Linked DNA regions of Homo sapiens: region 1 is linked to region 2. Evidence: chromatin contacts called from ENCODE Hi-C or POLR2A ChIA-PET data. All regions are on one chromosome and are shown on one strand. The core of a region is the stretch at or near the end of the contact, and the rest is flanking DNA. Distances in the headings are between cores, read along the strand shown. Region 1 overlaps EPB41 (erythrocyte membrane protein band 4.1). Region 2 overlaps EPB41 (erythrocyte membrane protein band 4.1).

Region 1 (4,864 bases), core at 154-2,653, 100 kb before region 2:
ATATAATTCAACTGTTGTCTCAATTATGCCTCTCAATATCTGAGGGAGGAACCATTATTATACACATTGTACAGTTAAGAAAACAGAGCTCCAGAGAGGTTAAGAATTTGTCCAAGACTCTAATGGGTGTTTGAACTAGGACTCAGGGCAAGAAACTCCCTGTTTGAAGTCTGGGGTTTGGGTCCCCACTCAGACAGTAACCAGCTGTGGAACCTTGGGCAAGTCACTCTGACTTCTCTGAGCTTTAGTTTTCTCATTTATTTGATTTTTAAATTTTTATTTATTTTATTTTTTGTTGAGAGGGAGTTTTGCTTTTTCCCCAGGCTGGAGTACAATAGTGGGATCTCGGCTCACCGCAACCTCCACCTCCTGGGTTCAAGCGATTCTCTTGCCTCAGCCACCCAAGTAGCTGGGATTACAGGCGCATGCCACCACACCTGGCTAATTCTGTATTTTTAGTAGAAACAGGGTTTCACCATGTTGGCCAGGCTGGTCTCAAACTCCTGACCTCAGGTGATCCACCCTCCTCAGCCTCCCAAAGTGCTGGGATTACAGGCGTGAGCCATTGCACCCAGTCTAGTTTTCTCATTTATAAAAGCAATACTGGGGACTGGGTGCAATGGCTCACACCTGTAGTCCCAGCACTTTGGGAGGCCAAGGCAGGCGGATCACGAGGTCAGGAGTTCAAGACCAGCTGACCAATATGGTGAAACCCCATCTCTACTAAAAATACAAAAATTAGCCAGGTGTGGTGGCAAACGCCTGTCGTCCCAGCCACTCAGGAGGCTGAGGCAGGAGAATCTCTTGAACCTAGGAGGTGGAGGTTGCAGTGAGCCAAGATTGTGTCACTGCACTCCAGCCTGGGTAACAGAGGAAGACTCCATCTCAAAAAAAAAAAAAAAAAAAAAAAAAAATCCCAGCTACTCGGGAGGCTGAGAGGTTGCAGTGAGTTGAGATTGCGCCACTGCACTCCAGCCTGGGCAACAAGAGTGAAACTCCATCTCAAAAAAATAAATAAATAAATAAAATAAAAAATAAAAGCAATATGGGAATATGTGTTCTGCCTACACCGTAGCACTGTTGTGAGCATACAAAGAAATTATACAAATAAAATTAGCTTATAAATTGTTATAACATGAATTTGCATGCCAGAAGGGCTAAAGCTTTTTGAAGAACTCCTCTATAAACCTGTGACTCTATCTTTATCTACCTCCTGCCCGCTCCCTCTAGTCTCTTTTCTGTCTCTGAAGAATGCTAAAGATGCAGGAGACACTGTTATGTTTTCCTACTTACCCTGTTCCCATACAGGGCCTGTTTTCCTTGATCCTCTTACCAATGTTTCCTCATACTGGTCATTTGTCCTATGACCCAGCAATTTGACTCTTAGATGTTTACTCAAGATAAATGAAACGCCCACAACAAGATTTGTGGCCAGGCACGGTGGCTCATGCCTGAAATCCCAGCACTGTGGGAGGCCGAGGCAGGTGGATTGCCTGAGGTCAGGAGTTTGAGACCAGCCTGGCCGACATCATGAAACCCTATCTCTACCACAAAATACCAATAAATTAGCCAGGCATGGTGATACATGCCTGTAGTCCAGTTACTCTGGAGGCTGAGGCAGGAGGATCGCTTGAACCAGGAGGCGGAGGTTGCAGTGGGCTGAGATCATGCCACTGCACTCCAGCCTCGGCAACAGAGCCATACTCTGTCTCAAAAAAAAAAAAAAAAAAAAAAAGATCTGTACATGAACATTCATAGCAGCTTTATTAATATTTTCCCAAACTGAAATTCATCCAACTGTCCATCAACAAATGAATGGATAAACAAATTGTGGTATATTCATTCAATGTAATACTATTCAGCAATAAAAAAGAGGGAACTACTGATTCACATAACATGGATGAATCTAAAAAATATTATATTCAGAAAGAAGGCAGACACTGTTGGGTACGGTGGCTCAGGCCTGTAATACCAGCACTTTGGGAGGCCAAGGTGGGTGGATCACCTGAGGTCAGGAGTTCAAGACCAGCCTGGCCAACATGGTGAAACCCCGTCTCTACTAAAAATACAAAAATTAGCCAGGTGAAGTGGTGGGCACCTGTAATCCTGGCTACTCAGGAGGCTGAGGCAGGAGAATCGCTAGAATCTGGGAGGTGGAGGTTGCAGTGAGCTGAGATGGTACTACTGCACTCCAGCAGCCTGGATGACAAGAGTGAGACTCCAATTCAAAAAGAAAGAAAGAAGCCATACACAAAAGTGTACTACTGTATACTTCTACTTACATGAAGTCCAAACCAGGCAAAACTAAGCAATACTGATAGAAAGCAGAGCACTGGCTGCCTAAAGGGGTAGAAATCAGATGGAAAAGGCTATGAAGCCAGTTTCAGGGGTAATGTTCTGTATCCTAAATGTGTCTTGGTTACACATGTATAGCCATTTGTCAAAACCAATCAAATTGCTAGGCATGGTGGCTCACATCTGTAATACCAGCACTTTGGGAGGCTGAGGAGGGAGGATTGCTTGAGCCCAGGAGTTCGAGATCAGCCTTAGCAACAAAGTGAGTCCCGTGTGTACAAAAAATTAAAAAATTAGGCCGGGCACAGTGGCTCACACCTGTAATCCCAGCACTTTGGGAGGCCGAGGCGGAAGGATCATGAGGTCAGGAGTTCGAGACCAGCCTGACCAACATGGCGAAGCCCTGTTTCTACTGAAAAAAGAAATACAAAAATTAGCCAGGCATGGTGGCCCGCACCTGTAATCCCAGCTACTCAGAAGGCTGAGGCAGGAGAATTGCTTGAACCCGGAAGGCAGACGTTGCAGTGAGCTGAGATCATGCTACTGCAGTCCAGGCCAGGTGACAGAGCGAGACTCCGTCTCGAAAAAAAAAAAAAATTAAAAAGTCACATGTAGTGGTGTGCGCCTGGAGTCCTAGCTACTCATGAGGCTGAGGTGGGAGGATCACTTGAGCCCAAAAGGTCGAGGCTGCAGTGAACTGTGGTCATGCCACTGTAACTCCAGCCTGGGCAACAGTGCGAGACCCTGTCTGTGCATTTCACTGTATGTAAATTTTACCTCAAACACACCCATATACACACATAAAAAACTACACGTAAAAACTATCCCCTCTGACCATGTTTTCCAAAGCACAGAGACTGTGAATAAATAAAAAAATGGTGCTCCGGCTTACTTATCCAGCAAGATAATAAAAGCAAAAGTAGAAATAGTAAATAAATAATAACAATTGCAAATGAATATCTAGTGCTTATTATCTGCCAGGCACTTTGGAAACATTTATGTGCATTAATTCATTTATTCCTGACAACAATCCTATGAGGTACAACTATTAGCCACATTTTACAAATGAGGAAACTGAGGCACATGGCGATTTAGTAATTTGACTGCACACTAGTGACAGGGCAGGTTCAAAGCCAGGAAATCTGACTCTGACTCGAAAGTCAACACTCTTCCCCACTCTACCCCACTGTCTAGCATAAGTAATAAAAAGCAATGTGGGCCGGGAGCAGTGGATCACGCCTGTAATCCCAGCACTTTGGGAGGCCAAGGCGGGCAGATCACCTGAGATCAGGCATTCGAAACCAGCCTGACCAACGTGGCAAAACCCATCTCTACTAGAAATAAAAAAATTAGCCGGGCATGGGGGCGCATGCCTGTGGTCCCAGCTATTTGGGAGGCTGAGGCTGGAGAATTGCTTGAACCTGGGAGGTGGAGGTTACAGTGAGCCGAGATCGCGCCACTGCACTCCAGCCTGGGTGACAGAGTGAGACTCCATCTCAAAAATAAATAAATAAACAAACAAACAAATAAAATAAAAAGCAATTTGTATCTTGACTGTCTTAAGCCTGGTTAAAATGAAATAAAGGCAAATGTTTAACAACGCAATATAATAATAGCTACCATTATGAATAGCTAATAAATACCAGGCAAACATTGTGCTTATTTCAATAACTTGATCACAGTATTTTTCAGAAGAGAAAACTAAGGCTCAAAAAGATAAGGGACTTGCCCAAGGTCACAAAACTAGCAAATGTCGGAATTAAGACCTAAGTCACTCTAATTCCAAAGCCCACGGGCTCTGTCAAGAATATCACGCTGCCTTTATATTTCTCTAATATGTCAGGATATTTTAAAATGACTGCTTCCATTTCCTTTTTTTGTAGGAGCTACCTACACCCACACCACAGGGACTTCTGTGGTCAGTGTGGCTCTAACTTTTAAAACAATTTATTTTGAACCATTTAAATTTTGGGGGCGCAGGGTGCGGTGGTTCATGCCTGTAATCCCTGCACTTTGGGAGGTCGAGGCGGGCTGACTACTTGAGGCCTGGAGTTTGAGACCAACCTGGCCCACAAGGTGAAACCCTGTCTCTACTAAAAATATAAAAATTAGGCTGGGTGCGGTGGCTCACACCTGTAATCCCAGCACTTTGGGAGGCCAAGGTGGGTGGATCACCTGAGGTCAGGAGTTCGAGACCAGCCTGACCAACATGGTGAAACCCCGTCTCTACTAAAAGTACAAAAATTAGCTGGGTGTGGTGGTGGGTGCCTGTAATCCCAGCCACCTGGGAGGCTGAGGCATGAGAATCGCTGGAACCCAGGAGGTGGAGGTTGCAGTGAGCCGAGATGGCACCACTGCATTCCAGCCTGGGCGACAAGAGGGAAACTCTGTCTCAAACAAAAATAAAAATAAAAATATGAATATAAATATTAGCCAGGTGTGGTGGCATGCACATGTAATCCCAGCTACTCAAGAGGCTGAGGCACGAGAATCACTTGAACTCGGGAGGCAGAGGTTGCAGTGAGCTGAGATCATGCCACTGCACTCCAGCCTGGGCTACAGAGCAAGA
Region 2 (5,341 bases), core at 859-3,358:
CCTTAGGTCATAATGTTTTAAAAAAAAGAACTCCATTCCCCGAGTTAGTCATCAGCTACCCTTATATGGAGGTCCTAAAACCCCCACGCATACACATAAGAGATTTATACAAATCCTTGTCTTTTGAGGTAAAAGACTTTTGTACAGCTCCAGAAGTCTATCTGTCTTAACTCAAGGAATAACCTTATTTATGCTGCTGTTAGGATGTTGACTTCAAATCACTGCTCCAAGTTATGTTATAGAAACTCTAGAGCACAGGTAATTCTAGGTCTCATTCTTTAAGTACTAAGTTAAAACACAAAAAATAAGAAACAAAACCCCAAAAAACCACATTTAAATTCATTAGAGGTGTTGACCCAAATCTCTGTAGCAAAAGACAAGATAACAAATGCAGCCTCCCTACTCTGCAAGTATATTTACAAAATTCCCCTTCGTCTTTCTAATTTGCCAGACAATAAAGATACAACCATGACTGCCACTTGCCTTCAAGGCCAGTCATGAATCAATGAGAATCAATCCTTTCAGATGACTATAAACTAAATTACTCATACTCTTTATTTAATAGTCACTCCATTGGTGTTTGCTCTTTGCCTGTGAAGGTGAGCAAAAGACTTCTGTTTGACTGATGATCTTTTCAGACTGATTATCTGACTCTAAAGGTAAGAAAATTCATCCACACAGAAAATGGATGGAAAAAGACAATGACTATATACCATTGAATTGCATGTAGTCCTAATTTAAAATTCTCATTATTTACCAGAAGAGCACAAGTTTTCTGCTTAGAGATGAAATTTGGAGGGAGATGGAATTAATGTAAGTGACTTCTCTCCCAAGGAAAAAATCCTTGATCCATTAATAAATAATTATAAGCAGGAATAAAATATAGGAAGCAACTATTTAACTGACAATTTTGATTCATAGTGGCAACAAATCTCTCACAGAACTATAGAAGTTTGCTTCTGGGCTGGGCGCAGTGGCTCATGCCTGTAATTCCAGCACTTTGCGAGGCAAGGCAGTTGGATCACCTGAGGCCAGGAGTTCAAGACCAGCCTGACCAACATGGTGAAACTCTGTCTATACTAAAAATACAAAAATTAGCTGGCTGTGGTGGTGGGCGCCTGTAATCCCAGCTACTTAGGAGGCTGAGGCGTGAGAATCGCTGGAACCTGGGAGGTGGAGGTTGCAGTGAACTAAGATGGCACCACTGCACTCCAGCCTGAAAGAAAAAGAAGTTTGCTTCTTACCGCTTTTCCACTTGTCTTGCCAGACCCTAGCAATAGGCCCATTATCACGCAGTCAGTAGGAAAAGGGAACAAGCAAGCCACTCCATATGAGGGAAAACTTTCCTCCCTGCTAAATGTACTCAATTGTCTACAAACAAAGCACAAAGCTCTTAATGACAGAAGTTACATATACAAAGGACAAATCTTTACATATACAAAAAGAAGACACCAGAGAATGGAAAGAACAGAAAACAGTTGTCTCTCATTGTATTATGGCTCACATTTTTTTTCTACAACATAAACTAATTCTGTAGAGGAAACAAAAAAACTACAGATGAAATGTAAAAATCAAGGAAAGGAGTAAAAAGCTAAAGAAGAAAATAACTTAGGAAGGGGCAGCAGGCAAGGAGCTACAGGAGTAAACTGACTGTGCAACTAGAGGATGTCACTCTGCCTTTACTCACTCTGTCACGCTGTGCTTCAGTTTCCTCATCTATAAAATGGGGGGATGAGCCCCCAGAGCCTGTATAGCTCTATTACCTTCTGTATTTTCAGAATGGCGGAAAACTTAGATGACCATGATTTACTATGAACTTTACTGATTCAATCATTTCACAAATATCTGTGTACTTCTAGAGAAGGTCTTATCTAGAAATTTGGCTTATTGACAGTACATATACATGGACTGATAGTGTTAAACAAAAATTATGGAAGGCCATTGTTTTGGTCTAAGCTTCTTCACTGGCTCCAACAGATCAGGCCAAACAAAAATGGAGTCACTCATACTAAATACCACATAATCAAACTGAAACCTAAAGGAAGTGGGTAGATGCTAAACAGACCAGTTTTTCCTGAAAACAGGAGATTCCAGTCTACCTGAGTCAGTTTAACAAGAAAGTCCTCTCTGCTTTAGCATTTAGAAGAAAAGTAACTTGATGTAAACTAATCAGCTTTTTCCTATTACTTGGTTTCCTTATTCCTACCTTACAAAACCCACTGTTCTGCCATTGCTTATTGGGAGCCCTCATTCTATTTTGTAGAATGAAGGCTGCCTAATACATGAATCACAAATAAAAGCCAATTAGATCTTTAACTAAATTTGTTGTGATTTTATCTTTTTCCAATAGCTAAAATAAAGCCATATAGTCTTGCCAAATACAATCAATTTTAAGTAAAAGATACACTGTTCTTTTGTACATCCTACCTAAGAACAGGTAGAATATTCAACCCGAAGGATGCTCCAGAATGCATCTCTAGATTATGACACATAAATCTTTTCTTTTAAAGCCAAGGCCTTGATTAATTGGTAATTTCATTTTAAAACAATAATACTATCTTTTTTTTTTTTTTGAGGTAGGGTCTTATCCCTGTCACCCAGGCAAGTGCAGTGGTGTACTCATGGCTCACTGCAGCCTCACCTTCCCAGGCTCAGGTTATCCTCCCACCTCAACCTACCGAGTAGCTGGGACTAGAGGTATGTGCCACCACACTCAGTTACTATTTTTTCATTTTTGGTAGAGACAGGGTTTCACTAGTCTCAAAACTCCTGGGCTCAAGTGATCCACTTGCTTCTACATCCCAAAGTGCTGGAATTACAGGTATGAGCTACCATGCCCAGCCAATAATACTATCATAATAATAATGATAACACCTTATTTTTATTGAATGCTTACTACATGTCAAGCATGATTCTACATGCTTTCATACAGATTATCTCATTATCATTCCCATTTTACCAATGAGAAAACAGAAGGACAAGTAACTTATCTAACTTGCAACTAGTATGTGGCAAAGCTAGTCTCTCAAGTGTAACAATATGTCTCACTCTTTCAATAAACATTTGTTGAATGCCTACCACATTCAGCCCAGGCAATATGCTAAATTAACATTCTTTAGGAAATCAGTCTGGTAAAAAATAGACGTGGGCCCAGAACAATAGATGAAAATCAACCCACACCAAGATATATAATTGTAAACTCTCAACTTCGTAAGGACAAGAAAAAAGAAAAGATCATACTCGCTTGATTGTGTAAAGGAGGAGGGAGACGAACAAAAGTCATACAAAAGATCAAAAATCAAAATGGCTCTGGCCTTTTCAAGAGCAACACTGGAAACTAGAAGACAATGAAGCAATGCCTTCAAAATTCTGAAGGCAAATAATTTCAAGCCTAAAATCCTATACCCAACAAAATTCAAAATCAAATGAGAAGGCAGAATAAAGCCATCTTTTCAGACATGTAATGTCTCAAAAACGATTACATCCCATGTACCATTTCTGAGGAGTAGCACTCTATCAAAACACAAAGAAAACCAAGGAAAAAGGAAACAGGAGAAACATCACAGGAAAGAGGCAAAGCACATCCCCAGGATGATAGTGATGGGAGATACCAGGGACAGCTGTATATAAAACAGACTGTGATACCCATCCAGACTAGACAACTGTGACTTAAGAGACAGCATGATTTTTTTTTGAGACGGGATCTCGCTCTGTTTCCCAAGCTGGAGTGCAATGGCGTGACCTCGGCTCCCTGCGACCTCTGCCTCCTGGGTTCAAGCGATTCTCATGCCTCAGCCTCCCGCATAGCTGGGATTACAGGCATGTGCCACCATGCCTGGCTAATTTTTGTATTTTCAGTAGAGATGTGGTTTCACAATGTTGGCCAGGCTGGTTACGAACTCAGGTGATCCACCCAGTTCAGCCTCCCAAAGTGCTGGGATTACAGGCATGAGCCACCACACCCAGCCAAGAGACAGCATATTAAGGAAGGCCTGCCATCACTAAGGTGTTTTTGCTACTGTACTGACCCTTTAACTTGACAATCCTAAGATGAATCTTCCCCAGATTCATTTTTGTACAAGATTTACCTGGGCCATGTGCTAATGAAGTTCCTACTTTCCCTTCCATGCTCTGCTTCTTAGATCAGCTAAGGACTCTCGTTTTAATTAAAAATAAAAATTAAAAAAAAAAAACAACACTCTGTTTTGACTTACTTCTGAGCTGGAGGTTTACCATGATAAACTTAGAAGCATAAAATATAGAGTAGCCCATTCCCTTTGACAATGTTCCCGCTGGATGTCCTATAAGAACCTGGTCCATACAGACCTGTCGATGCCCTGACTATGATAAGGCCAATTTTTCCCAGGATTCACTTGCCCACTGACTTCCCCAGTAGGGGCTCTTATAAACTATCAGGGAAGTTGAAGCCAGATTATGATTCAGAGGTACCAATTTTTCTTTTCCAAAAATACTTACAGGGAAATAATGCCCTTTTCTTACACAGCCAGGTTTGTACTTTGTTATTAAGCTTTTATATTAAGCACTTTTAACAACACTTTACACATAAATATATAGGTGAACATAAATAAAGCAATTTAACATTTGCTCATTAAAAACTAATTACGGTTGGGTGCAGTGACTCACGCCTGTAATCCCAGCACTTTGGGAGGCCAAGGCGGGTGAATCGCCTGAGGTCAGGAGTTCGAGACCAGCCTGGCCAATATGGTGAAACCCCATCTCTACTAAAAATACAAAAAATTAGACAGGCATGGTGATGCATGCCTGTAATCCCAGCTACTTGGGAGGCTGAGGCAGGAGAATTGCTTGAGCCCAGGAGGTGGAGATTGCAGTGAGCAGAGATCACACCATTGCACTCCATACTGGGTGACAAGAGTGAAGCTCCATCTCAAACAAACAAAAACTAATTACAATAGTGGCAAGGCATAGTGGGTCATGCCTGTAATTTAGCACTTTGGGAGGCTGAGGCAGGAGGATTGCTTGAGCCCAGGAGTTCAAGACCAGCTTGAGCAACATAGTGAGGCCCTGTCTCTACAAAATATAAAAGTTTAAAAATTGGCCAAGCATGGTGGTGCGTGCCTGTGGTCCCAGCTACTTAGAAGACTGAGGTGGGAGGATCGATTGAGCCCGGAAAGCAGAGACTGCAGTGAGCCAAGATCGCACCACTGCACTCTAGCATAGGCAACAGAGTGAGACTCTGTCTCAAAAAAAAAAGTGAAAACCACTATAAAGAAAATAAACTTGGTGACAGGACAGAATATAAATCCCAACAATGGTGAAAAGTTTTCAGTGTAACTGAAAATTTTTGTCCCAACGTGGGCCC

The links. Hi-C counts contacts between places; a loop is a spot of excess contacts on that map. ChIA-PET counts read pairs that join two places held with the same protein, here RNA polymerase II (POLR2A). Pooled maps may share reads with other maps.
Region 1: a pooled map shows a loop between it and region 2 (2.3-fold over the local background). The contact joins two enhancer-like sites. A Hi-C loop is called at or near these places in 1 of 50 pooled maps. POLR2A ChIA-PET finds 5 or more read pairs at or near these places in 3 of 52 experiments (CD4-positive, alpha-beta T cell, Panc1 and activated naive CD4-positive, alpha-beta T cell).

The regions. Positions count from the first base shown.
Region 1 is chr1:29,102,615-29,107,478 of GRCh38, reverse strand. The region is part of intron 17 of EPB41 (erythrocyte membrane protein band 4.1); the gene reads right to left. Among named protein-coding and RNA genes, the nearest start is that of TMEM200B, 19 kb to the left of the region's middle. Within about 2 kb of position 1,403, at least 2 of the 41 ENCODE cell types and tissues checked have a DNase peak (open chromatin) inside an H3K27ac peak, as active enhancers do.
Region 2 is chr1:28,999,683-29,005,023 of GRCh38, reverse strand. All of the region lies in intron 4 of EPB41 (erythrocyte membrane protein band 4.1), which reads right to left. Among named protein-coding and RNA genes, the nearest start is that of EPB41, 88 kb to the right of the region's middle. RefSeq lists a silencer at 1,173-1,467. Within about 2 kb of position 2,108, at least 2 of the 41 ENCODE cell types and tissues checked have a DNase peak (open chromatin) inside an H3K27ac peak, as active enhancers do.